Linked DNA regions of Homo sapiens: regions 1, 2 and 4 are each linked to region 3. The links are chromatin contacts, found by Hi-C or POLR2A ChIA-PET in ENCODE. All regions are on one chromosome and are shown on one strand. Each heading gives the region's core, a stretch centred on a gene start or an enhancer-like site at or near the end of the contact. The rest is flanking DNA. Distances are from core to core; before and after follow the strand shown. Region 1 overlaps LINC01258 (long intergenic non-protein coding RNA 1258). Region 2 overlaps KLHL5 (kelch like family member 5). Region 3 holds the start of TLR1 (toll like receptor 1). Region 4 holds the start of LINC01259 (long intergenic non-protein coding RNA 1259).

Region 1 (2,700 bases), core at 84-2,583, 350 kb before region 3:
GATGTGCAGGTTTGTTTAGATAAACTTTTGTCATGAGGGTTTGTTGTACAGATTTTTTTTTTTTTTTTTCTTTTGGAGATGGAGTCTCACTCTGTCACCCAGGCTGGAGTGCAGTGGTGTGATCTCGGCTCACTGCAACCTCCACCTCCCAGGTTCATGCAATTCTCTCCTGCCTCAGCCTCCTGAGTAGCTGGGATTACAGGCACATGCCACCACGCCTGGCTAATTTTTGTATTTTTACTAGAGACGGGGTTTTGCCATGTTGGCCAGGCTGGTCTCGAACTCCTGACTTCACGTGATCTGCCTGCCTCAGTCTCCCAAAGTGCTGGGATTCCAGGCATGAGCCACCATGCCTGGCCTGTTGTACAGATTATTTTGTCATCCAGATGTTAAGCCTAGTGTACATTAATTACGTTTCCCAATCCTCTCCCTCCTCGACCCTCCACCCTCTGCTGGGCCCCAGTGTCTGTTGTTCCCCTCTCTGTTTCCATGTGTCAACATCACACTATTAACATTTGTAAATGTATATCTGTGTATCACCCCCAAATTATCATGCTTACCCTATGAGTACCCGTACCACAGATTGAGCAAAACCAGCTTTAAGTACTCAGCTCGGCTGCCCTGCGTTAGTCACCTCCCTCCACCAGTGCATACCATGAGCATAAAATAGTTTCTGGGAGGTCAGTGATTCACTTGGTATTTACTTGTTTTCTAGACTTTAGGAAAAAGGAAATCTTTCTATATGAAAATCATGTACACATCTACAGAAAACCTCATCTTTGTTGTGTTCCAGAGCTTTAAAAGCAAGCAGCACATCTGCTGCAACATCCTCTCATGCCTGCATCAGAGCCTGGAGCCCACCTTGACTGGCGCCCACACCTGGCAGGAAAGGTGAAGGTCCTGTGCTTGCTCCTCCTCTGCTCTGCTGGTCACCAGCTGGTGGGTCAGTCAGCTGGACCTGCACAACATTGAGGAGGCTGGTGGTGACCGCTGCAGCTCTGCATAGTTGGGGATTTGGGGATGTGGAAGGAAATTGTTTAACTCTCTGGTGGAATCAAACCAATCAATATCGCTATTTGGGCTTTCAATTAAAAACAGAACAATAAATCCTATCCTCCTTTTTCGCAAAGCTTCACTTATGTCCTACATTTGTGTTACTGACAGGAAGTTGGGGGCTGCAGAGAGTAAATTTTGGTATGCTAGGTATATGCCCCTACAAGGAAGATCAGTGCTCAATAATAATGAGAAGACTTCCTGGCTTTTCCTGCCAACTCCCAGGAAGGGTTTACTGCCTTGCAAAGAGTTCTAACTTCTTCAAAACAAGCTCTCAGGAAAGGGCCGGAGAGTAGCTCTTTGTTAATCATTGATTTTACTGAAGTGATTCCAGGGATCGCAGGTGCAAACAGCCTGTAGGACCAGCTTTAGAAAAAGCCATGTCACAAAGACACGTGGCATTTGACGTGCACATCAGCATTAGAGATCAAAAGGGACTCTGTGTCTGTAGGACTGGAGAAGGTATGACCTGTCTAAGGAAGACCCCCTGGTGCCAGTTGTTGGTTTGTGTGTGTGTGTGTGTGTGTGTGTGTGTGTGTGTGTGTGTGTGTGTGTTTGTTTTGAGATGGAGTCTGGCTCTGTTACCCAGGCTGGAGTGCAGTGGCACGATTGCAGCTCACTGAAACCTTGGCCTCCAGGGTTCAAGTGATTCTCCTGCCTCAGCCTCCTGTGTAGCTGGGACTACAGGCATGCGCCACCAAGCCCAGCTAATTTTTGTATTTTTAGCAACAGGGTTTCGCCATGTTGACCAGGCTGGTCTCGAACTCCTGACCTCAGGTGATCCACCCACCTTGGCCTCCCAAAGTGCTGGTATTACAGGCATGAGCCACTGTGCTGGGCCGCCAGCTGGTTTTGATATACATGTTCTAGTCTTCCGATTTGTAAAATAATCCGAAGATACAGATTTTTTTTTCCCATGAGAAATTTCCTGGTAGTTTGTAACTTTAGAAACAGATAAAAGAAGGACACTGAAGAATCTAAAAACCAAAAATGAGTGGACTGAACCATAAGTCACCATTGGACAAACTTTTGGCATTACCTTTTATCACAGGACTCCATATTGTAGAACTTCTCTGCCATTGTTGTATAAAGAAGTTGATTCCTCTTTATCAGTTGGATAGGGTTATGGAGAAGTCAAGAGAGTGAGAGATGGAATAAACAGATTAGATTGTGTTAAAGTTCTGCTTTTTTGGTAAACATAAAACTGGTTCAATATCTGCAGTTTCAAAAAGTTTAACCTAGGTTCCTCAAAAAATTAAAAATAGAATTGCCATATGATCCAGCAATTCTACTTCTGAGTATACAACAAAAAGAATGGAAAACAGGATCTCAAATAAATACTTGTACATCCATGTTTATGGCAGCATAGTTCATTGTATTAGGCTGTTGTTGCATTGTTACAAAGAAATACCTAAGACTCAGTAATTTGTAAGAAAAGAGGTTTAATCGGCTCATGGTTCTGTAGGCTGTGCAGGAAGCATAGCAGCATCTGCTTCCAGGGAGGTCTCAAGAAGCTTCCAGTCATGGTGGAAGGCAAACAGGAAGCAGCCACATTTCATGGCAAAAAAAATAGGAGCAAGGAGCGGGGGAGGTGCCAAACACTTTTAAATGATCAGATCTCACAAAAACGTACTATCACTAGGACAG
Region 2 (2,700 bases), core at 30-2,529, 320 kb after region 3:
GAAATTAAAACAATTTCATTTACAATAACATGAAAAAGAATAAAATACTTAGAAATAAATTTGACCAAGAAAGTGCAAGACTTGGACACTGAAAAGTACAAAACGTTGCTGAAAGAAATTAAAGAAGACCTAAATAAATGGAAGACATCCTGTGCTGGCAGGTTGGAAGACTTAACATTGTTAAGATGGCATTACTCCCAAAATTAGTCTATAGATTTAATACAATCCCCATTAAAATTCCAGTGACCCTTTTACAGAAACTGAAAAGCTGACCCTAGAATTTATATGGGATTGCAAGTTACTGAAGGTACTCAAGTCTGTTCAAAACAATCTTGAACAAGAATAAAGTTGAAGGACTCACATTTTCCAATTTCAAAATTTACTGCAAAGCTACTTCAATCAAAACAGTGTTGTGCTGGTATAAAAATATATAAAGCAATAGAGTAGAATGGAAAGTCCAGAAACAAATTACGCCAATACACTATGGTCAATTGATTTTTGACAAGGGTTCCAGGACCATTCAATGAAGAAAGAACAGTGTCTTCAACTAATAGTGCTAAGACAAGTGAATATTCACATGCAAAAGAATGAATTTGTACCTGTACTTCATACCATATATAAAAATTAATTCAAAATAGATCAAAGACCTAAATGTAAGAGCTAAAACCATAAAACTTTGAGAAGAAAATACAGGAATAAATCTTCATGACCTTGGATTTGGCAATGGTTTCTTAGATATGGCACCAAAAGCACAAGCAACAACAGCAAAAAAAAAAAAAAAAAAAAAAAATCAAAATTAAAAGCTTCTACATATCAAGGGACACTATGAAGAAAGTGAAAAGACAACCCACAGAATGGGAGAAAATATTTGTAAATCTTACATATCTGGTAAGGAACTAATACCTAGAATATATAAGGAACTCCGATGCTCGACAACAAAAAGACAAACCAATTTTAAAATGGGCAAAGGACTTAAATAGACATTTCTCTAATGAAGATATACAAATGGCCGACAAGCACATGGAAAGCACTCAACCTCATCAGTCATTATGCAAATCAGCGCCACAAGAAGATACCACTTCACACCTATTAGAATGACGAAATAGACCTAGGATCTAAACCTACAGGAAAAAAAATGAATAATAGAGAAAATAAATGTTAGAGAGGATGTGGAGAAATTGAAAACCTTCATTCGTTGTTGGTGGGAATGTTAAATGGTGTAGCCACTGTGGAAAACAGTTTGGCAGTTCCTCAATAAGTTAAAAAAAAGAATTACCATATGACCCAGCAAGTCCACTCCTGGGCATATACTGAAAAGAACTGAAAACAGGTGTTCAAGCAAAAACTTTCACGCAAATATTCATTGCAGCACTAGTCACAGTAGCCAAAAAAGAGGAAACAACCCAAATGGCCATCAGCTGATGAATGAATAAACAAATTGTGGTATCTCCACACGGCACAATAGAATATTCAGCCATAAAGAGAAATGAGGGACTGATACATGCTAAAGCATGGATGAGCCTTGAGCGCATTTTTGCCAAGTGAAAGAAGGCAGACACAAAAGGCAACGTATTGCATGAGTGCATTTATATGAAATATCCAAAATAGGCAAATCCATGGAGACAGAAAGCAGATAAATGGTTGTAAGAAGCTGAGAGAAAGGAGTGGGGAGAGATTGCTAAAAAGGAGTTTCCTTCTAGGGTGATGAAAATGTTCTGGAACTACTTATTGGGGATGATTGCACAACATGGTGAAGGTACTCAATGTCACTAATGGTAAATTTCACATACACTTTACCATAATTTTTAAAAAGCTTTATTAGCTACATTATGTTATGATACTTAAATGTCATAACAATAGCATTCTGTACGCTTCACTAGGATAAAAACTTCGGATTTATATGCATCTGGAAGAGAAATTTTTCACTGTAATTTGCAAATAAATGAATTTCTAAAAATCTAACAGAAAGGCTCTTAAATCTTAATTTCAACCTAAGAAGGGAGTGAGAAACAACGAGAACCATGAGGGGAGAGTTAACGGGGAACTTCCCCACCGTCCGGTACATGGCAGGCATTCCACAAATGTTTTCTGAAAGTTGAAATAGACATCTTTTCATGAACTCTGTAATATTTGAAATTATTGATAACTCTTACACAAAAACAAATATTCAATAAAATGATATTTAATTTCACTGTGACTAGATAATACTCATGTAATATTTTTTATTTTTTAACTGGAGTAAAAAAAATCAAATGCCATGAAAAATTACAGGCTACTTATGGCATTTTCATCATTCTGAGTCTTAAAGAACTTATATGAACGCACCACCTCTTCCATCACAGCCTCTGTCCTCATTCCTGAGATGTAGGAGAGTACCGTGTTTTTTTGTATCTTCTCCTGGGGCTGAACAACTTGCAAGCCTCTTGAAGAAATGCCGTATTGACAGATGTGGGTATTGGCATCATCGCTAGACTTCACTGCCACCCTCATTTCCCCCTAGTCCTGGGTAATTATTTGGGCTAACGAGGTATAATCTAGAAAGCAAACCCAGGGAAGCTCGGGAAGCAAATCTAGTGCCCTGGATCTTTGCCCAGGTTCAAGCTGGTTCCATTTGACCATATTTCTTTGTGGATAATAAACAATTATATTTAATTCAGGTATTTTCACATACTTTTGAGGACAGCAAAGATCACCTGGTGG
Region 3 (2,700 bases), core at 152-2,651:
TTCTACGACCCATATGGATTCACCACTGCTAACGCAAGCATTTAATGAAAGCATAGCTTCAGTTTTATGTCGAGCTAAATTAATTGACTCAAATATCTTCTATTTGCCTAACCTCCATCTTGCCCTTTCATTTAAAGTCATTAATTTTAAGTACTCAGTTTATGAAACCATTCTTATTTCTATAATTAAGAAATCAAAATGTTATACACAGGAATAACTGATTTTTAATACTTCCAGGATCTTTGAATTTTATATACCAAACTTGCTAAATCCATGAAAATCAATGTCTCAGTTTCCTAGACCAAAGAATTTTTTGATCAACGTCTTAATGACCATGACTGAGCCTCATCTATTTTAGAACCTTTAAACTCTTTTACTATCCAAAAAATAAGCTGAGCAGAAAAGGATGCTTTAATTTGAAAGTGTAAAATGCCTCTAGGTGAGCTTCTGTGAATTTTCATTATTATGATAGGTTTAGCCTCACATTATATGATACAATGAATCAATACATTTAATTTGTCTTCTTTTGGAGACTTTGGAGGCATCAAATCAAGGCTTTGACTGGTCTTAATGGACAATACCCATACAATCTATCTGGCCCATTAAGTTTAGTCCTGTAAATATTTACTAAGGGCCTTCTCTGCACAAGACCAAATAGCTATTAACCAAAGGTTAAAAGAATCTGAGACAGTTCAAGAACTGTTCTGCTTTGCTTTCTATGCGGTTTTGTGAACTCTTGCTTTGTTATAAAACAAATTCACTTTCAAGTCTTTTGACCAAATTGGATGTAGCCTGGGAAACATTTTCAAAACCTGCAATTCTACCTCACGTCTAGCTCCCCAGAACAGTGTTAGTGGCCTGAGAAACAGAAGGACTAGCTAGTGGGAAGGCCCCAGAGAGAAAAACTGAAACAAACCTGGCCACAAAAACAGAAGAGCTGAACAGCAGCATTGCCTCCGGGAGTAACTGACTTATATCTCATTTTCTTTAACACTGAGAAGAGAATACAAATGGCGGGATTAGGTGAAGAGAAATGCTGTCAAAATCAACAACTAGCAGCTGCTCTGGAAGAAAACCAGAAGACGTGTGTGACCCAAATATTCATTTCCCAACTCAAAAATATTTCCTATAAGCAAATCACACACGAGGTGTTATTCCCAGAGGAGTGTGGGGACTTTCTCTGATTTAGGACTCAGAACTGATACACAAATGCCAGTACAAACTACACAGTAACTATATACATATCAGAAATATAACCCACTTAGAAAAACACCCAGGACTTACACAGATTTTTGAGACTTCTGTACTTAATAACTAGCTATACAATTATTTTCTTTTACAAAAGAAAAGAATGTGTTGCTTACCAAGACAACCTGCTTGTCTGTTCCATTTGGCAGTCTGTAAGAAATTCAAGCACTTCCTTGAATTTATTTCACTGTTAACCACATTTGGTGTTGAAAACAAAACAAAACAAAAAGGCTGTTTTATGCCACCTACCGAATTCCACTGGAATTACATTACATAGTTAAGAATAAACTTATTTTCTCTTATTCATATGTAGCATAGTCTGTGGGTTACCTGATAGGCCTGTATTAAAATAGAATCACGTTTCTATGGTTCCAAATTTCACTACAGTCAGTTTACTATTGTCTACACTGATGAAGTAAATGAGGTAATGTTAATAATCCACAGATCATAATTGGCTGAATTCAAAATGCTTACCGTGGTGGCTATGCTTGGCAGAAGTGTGCGTCTGGGTGTGTTTCGGCTGCTTTGTTTTTCCTCTTGCCTTTTCATCCATCCACTATTAAAAGTGGAAAGAGGGAGGGGTCGAGATTAAAGTTTTGCTGAAGCACACTCGTAAAGAGGGAAGATCATTCATGTGCTGGTTACAGGATGGATGTTAATCACGTCTTTTTTGACAAGTTGATTTTCAGAGAAAATTTGGTGCTGAATTTTTTTCCACTGATCTTTTCAAGCTTTCTTCAAAACATATTTTTGTAAACCCTAAGTGAAAAATATGCTAAGAAGAAAAGAGATTCTTAGCGTGTTTTTCACATAGGGTTTATAAAAATCCTGGGGTTTGTTGACAGCATGTTCAAGGAAGACATTCTGATAGCTCTACTCTTGCCTTTTCCAGTAATGACAACAACAAAATAACAACACAATAAATGGGCAAATAAAGCTATGGGATTCCAGCTGACTGCCTCTGAAGTTGATCTCAGCCTGCATGGTGTCCAGTCAAAACCGGATGTGGGGATGACAAAACTGCCTCCCTTCCTTCCCTCCACGGTTCTCTCCCGTAATCAGCTTTTCTACCACACAGCGAGCAAGGCCAACTTCCCTAAACTAAGAATGCTGAGATTCTTTTCGACTTATAATGTTCTGACTGTCTCTCTCTGTTTCCCCTTACCTCAGAATTTGTTTAATAGAGGAAATATGTTATGTCTACAGATATTTTCTGAAACTGAAAGAATGAAACCACCCACCTGCCATTTCCTCCCTGAGACCCATAACTGGACAGGAGGGAGGTGTCTTTGACTAAGAATTTAGTTCCTGGCTCCCAAAGGCATTGACTTTGTGAATCCAGGCTGAGGGAGCAATGCCCAGGGGAGGGAAGTGGGCAGGGCAGTAAGGGAAGCTTCTCAGCACTCTGAATTCCTGTTTTTCCCCACAGACTCATCCCCACTACTCCCAGTT
Region 4 (2,700 bases), core at 168-2,667, 300 kb before region 3:
CAGTTAACTACAGAGCATAAAGGGATCCCTGGAGTCTCATTGGCACTTAGAGATCTGCTGAAGGGGAAGTCCTCATATTGTCTTAATGATATCGGAGGCCAGTGGTGACTTATATCTAACTGAAGTTACAAACGAACCCAGACCTAGAACAACTACACATGAGATTGACCTCACCCCAAAACACACACACACACACACACACACACACACACACACACGATCAGCATGACAGAAGGTGGTGCCCCTCATAGGAGAGGTGCTAAATGGAAGTACATGATGGTAAAATCCGTGCATTGTTTGAGAAGTAACAGAATATTTGAATGTAGACCATAACAACTTAAAGATGGATGTCTAAATCCTAGAGCAACCACCAAAAAATAGCACAAAGATATGAGTAAAACAAAAATATAATAAAGGAAAGGAAACGATCAGTTAAAAAATAGTTGGTTCACTCAAAAGAAGGCAGGAAATAAAGACAACAAAGAACAAAGGAGACAAATATTAGGATGACAGACTGAAACCCAAACTATCAATAATTAGGTTAAATGTAAATAGATTAAACAATTCAAGTAAAAGGCAGAAATAGTCAATCTGGATAACACAGCAGAGCCCACCTGTATACTGTTTACAAGATAAATATTTTAAGTATAAAGACTCAGACTTGTGACATATAAAGTAAAAGAGCACATGCAAAAGATAGTTATAAGAAAGCTGGCTTGCTATATTCATATCAAGGTAGACTCCAAGGCAAAGAGTAATACCAGAGATGAAGAGAGACATTTCATAATAATCAAATAATTCATTAACCAAGAAGGTCTAACATCTTGAACATGTATGCAACCTAATCACAAAGCATCAAAATACATGGAGAAAACATTGATGAGTCCCAATCATCCGTAAAGGCAGAAATTGATTAATCACAGTCATAGTTGGAGATTTAACACTTCTAGATAAAACTGGTAGACAATGAAAAATCAGAAAGGCTATAGAAGATTTGAACAGCACTACCAACCAATTTGACCTTATTAACATGCGTGAAATACTAACTACATTAAACATCTGCAGACCACACACATTCTAAGAAAGGGTTCAGAGAGGAGAAGGAACGCTGGAGGAAGGAAGACCAAGCAGGTGATGGCTGAAGAAGAAATTTAACTGGTAGGAAGTGTGGAAAACCAAAGTGTTGAATAGAGAGTGCGATGTAAGCCCTTTTCTCCTTCTCCTCGTTAAATGTCTACATTACTCGATGCACTCTACGAGGTGGACTTTGTTTTGGAGATATGAAAAGGTAGACTCCTATTTTGTGGTTGTTGTGGGGTGAAACTAGAGGCTTCCTGTGAGAAGTCAACCATATCGGGCTATGGTTCTGAGTCCCACCCAGGATGTTTAAGGCAGAGGAGCCACTTTCAGCTCAGACACAAGACAGGTGAATGCCTTCATCATGACTGCCAGAGAGGGAGGAGGCCAACCTGGCACCACCATGGAGGTCCTCAAATCTACCACCCTGGCAGAGGCGAGCTGTGAGATGGCCCTGGCTTTTGTGGGACCACCTTCTGAAGGTCATCTGGAACTGGATGAGAAGTGCTCAAGGATATAAGGTTAGGAGCAGTTTCTCCAAGAAACTCCCTCATAAAACCACAGGAAGATGGTGTTTGAGCTAGTTTTGATGGAGACACTTAAGCTCTTGAGAAACTGGATTATTTCCTGGAAGGGGAAACAGGACCACTGCAGAGAGGCCTGAGTGAATTTCACTCCCTGGCTCCAGCCTCATCTGCTGCTGCAGGTTGACCTGGAGCCTGGAGTCCTTCTGTGGGGCTTACAGTGCAGCCAGCACTGCCCGAAGCTGTAGACACTTAGGGAAGGGGTGAGTACTACCAAGGTGAGGACTACTTAGGCAGCCTTGTGTTGTGAGTAGACTAAGCAGCAGAAATGCTACAGAGTGGGCCAGGCCCAGGGGTGAAGAAGCAACAAATCAGTGGAATGTTTGCAATGTTTTGGTCTTAGGAATTATACCAGGCCTCAAAGTCACAAAGCCTCTCTGTGGTCGAACGCCAGCCAGCCCTCACACAGGCATATGGTGGTGTGGGGAGATGCTGGGATCCATGTGGCAAGCTCCTGACCACACATCAACAGAGGGGTCAAAGACCCTCTGTGTCAGACTTGAGGAACTTGTAGAGAGTCATAAGCTGGGTAAATACAATTTTGAAAATCAGGCCTAGGGGAGTGTTTATAGCAAAATAGCAAGAAGAAAAATTTAGGCTTCACCAGCAACCGGGAAGGCTCCTAGATTCTCCTTGACTGTGGAGGAAAAGGTTGAAAGGAAGACCAAGGTAAGGAGACTCAAAGGGAACGGAAATCTTAAAGGGTTATTGGTTAAGTTGCTCACTGTCTGGTACATGATGGAGCCACCCTGTGCCATCTGCCTCTTACAAGCCTCAGGAAAGTCTAGAAGGTTCCTTTGGCTGGAGGAGAAAATGGGAGGCTGAGCCCTGTGGGCTTCAAGGCTGCCACAGTGGAGCTACACATGGATTACACAAATCACAGGGATCCACTTTGTGGAAGGAAATCCACTTTCTCCATTTTTTAACATTGACAGAATCCTAAAAATTAAATAGATCAATCTATGAAGTATGCAGCTCATTTGGAGCTCATGACAGACAAATGAAAATGCAAGGGCAAAGAAAATACACCAAATGCTGT

The links. A loop is a pair of places that touch in the nucleus more often than their neighbours do. ChIA-PET counts read pairs that join two places held with the same protein, here RNA polymerase II (POLR2A). Pooled maps may share reads with other maps.
Region 1: a loop to region 3 is called in a map with no recorded cell type, with 5 times the contacts of the local background. The contact joins the enhancer-like site here to the promoter of TLR1 in region 3. A Hi-C loop is called at or near these places in 4 of 37 single-sample maps with no recorded cell type and 7 of 50 pooled maps. POLR2A ChIA-PET finds 5 or more read pairs at or near these places in 2 of 52 experiments (GM12878 and activated B cell).
Region 2: a pooled map shows a loop between it and region 3 (3-fold over the local background). The contact joins the enhancer-like site here to the promoter of TLR1 in region 3. A Hi-C loop is called at or near these places in 6 of 37 single-sample maps with no recorded cell type and 10 of 50 pooled maps. POLR2A ChIA-PET finds 5 or more read pairs at or near these places in 1 of 52 experiments (activated CD4-positive, alpha-beta T cell).
Region 4: a map with no recorded cell type shows a loop between it and region 3 (7-fold over the local background). The contact joins the promoter of LINC01259 here to the promoter of TLR1 in region 3. A Hi-C loop is called at or near these places in 9 of 37 single-sample maps with no recorded cell type and 5 of 50 pooled maps.

What each region holds. Positions count from the first base shown.
Region 1 is chr4:38,449,083-38,451,782 of GRCh38, forward strand. LINC01258 (long intergenic non-protein coding RNA 1258) reads right to left here. Exons shown (of 8, transcript NR_110951.1): 5 at 2,093-2,157; 6 at 862-958. Among named protein-coding and RNA genes, the nearest start is that of LINC01259, 59 kb to the right of the region's middle. Within about 2 kb of position 1,334, at least 5 of the 41 ENCODE cell types and tissues checked have a DNase peak (open chromatin) inside an H3K27ac peak, as active enhancers do.
Region 2 is chr4:39,124,037-39,126,736 of GRCh38, forward strand. It overlaps KLHL5 (kelch like family member 5), which reads left to right. Exons shown (of 11, transcript NM_015990.5): 11 at 1-2,197. Among named protein-coding and RNA genes, the nearest start is that of WDR19, 57 kb to the right of the region's middle. Within about 2 kb of position 1,280, at least 2 of the 41 ENCODE cell types and tissues checked have a DNase peak (open chromatin) inside an H3K27ac peak, as active enhancers do.
Region 3 is chr4:38,803,390-38,806,089 of GRCh38, forward strand. It overlaps TLR1 (toll like receptor 1), which reads right to left and starts at 1,402. Exons shown (of 4, transcript NM_003263.4): 1 at 1,365-1,402; 2 at 917-993. RefSeq lists enhancers at 602-651, 888-1,057, 924-1,093, 1,001-1,170, 1,105-1,274 and 1 more.
Region 4 is chr4:38,508,350-38,511,049 of GRCh38, forward strand. It overlaps LINC01259 (long intergenic non-protein coding RNA 1259), which reads left to right and starts at 1,418. Exons shown (of 3, transcript NR_149076.1): 1 at 1,418-1,598. All of the region lies in intron 1 of LINC01258 (long intergenic non-protein coding RNA 1258), which reads right to left.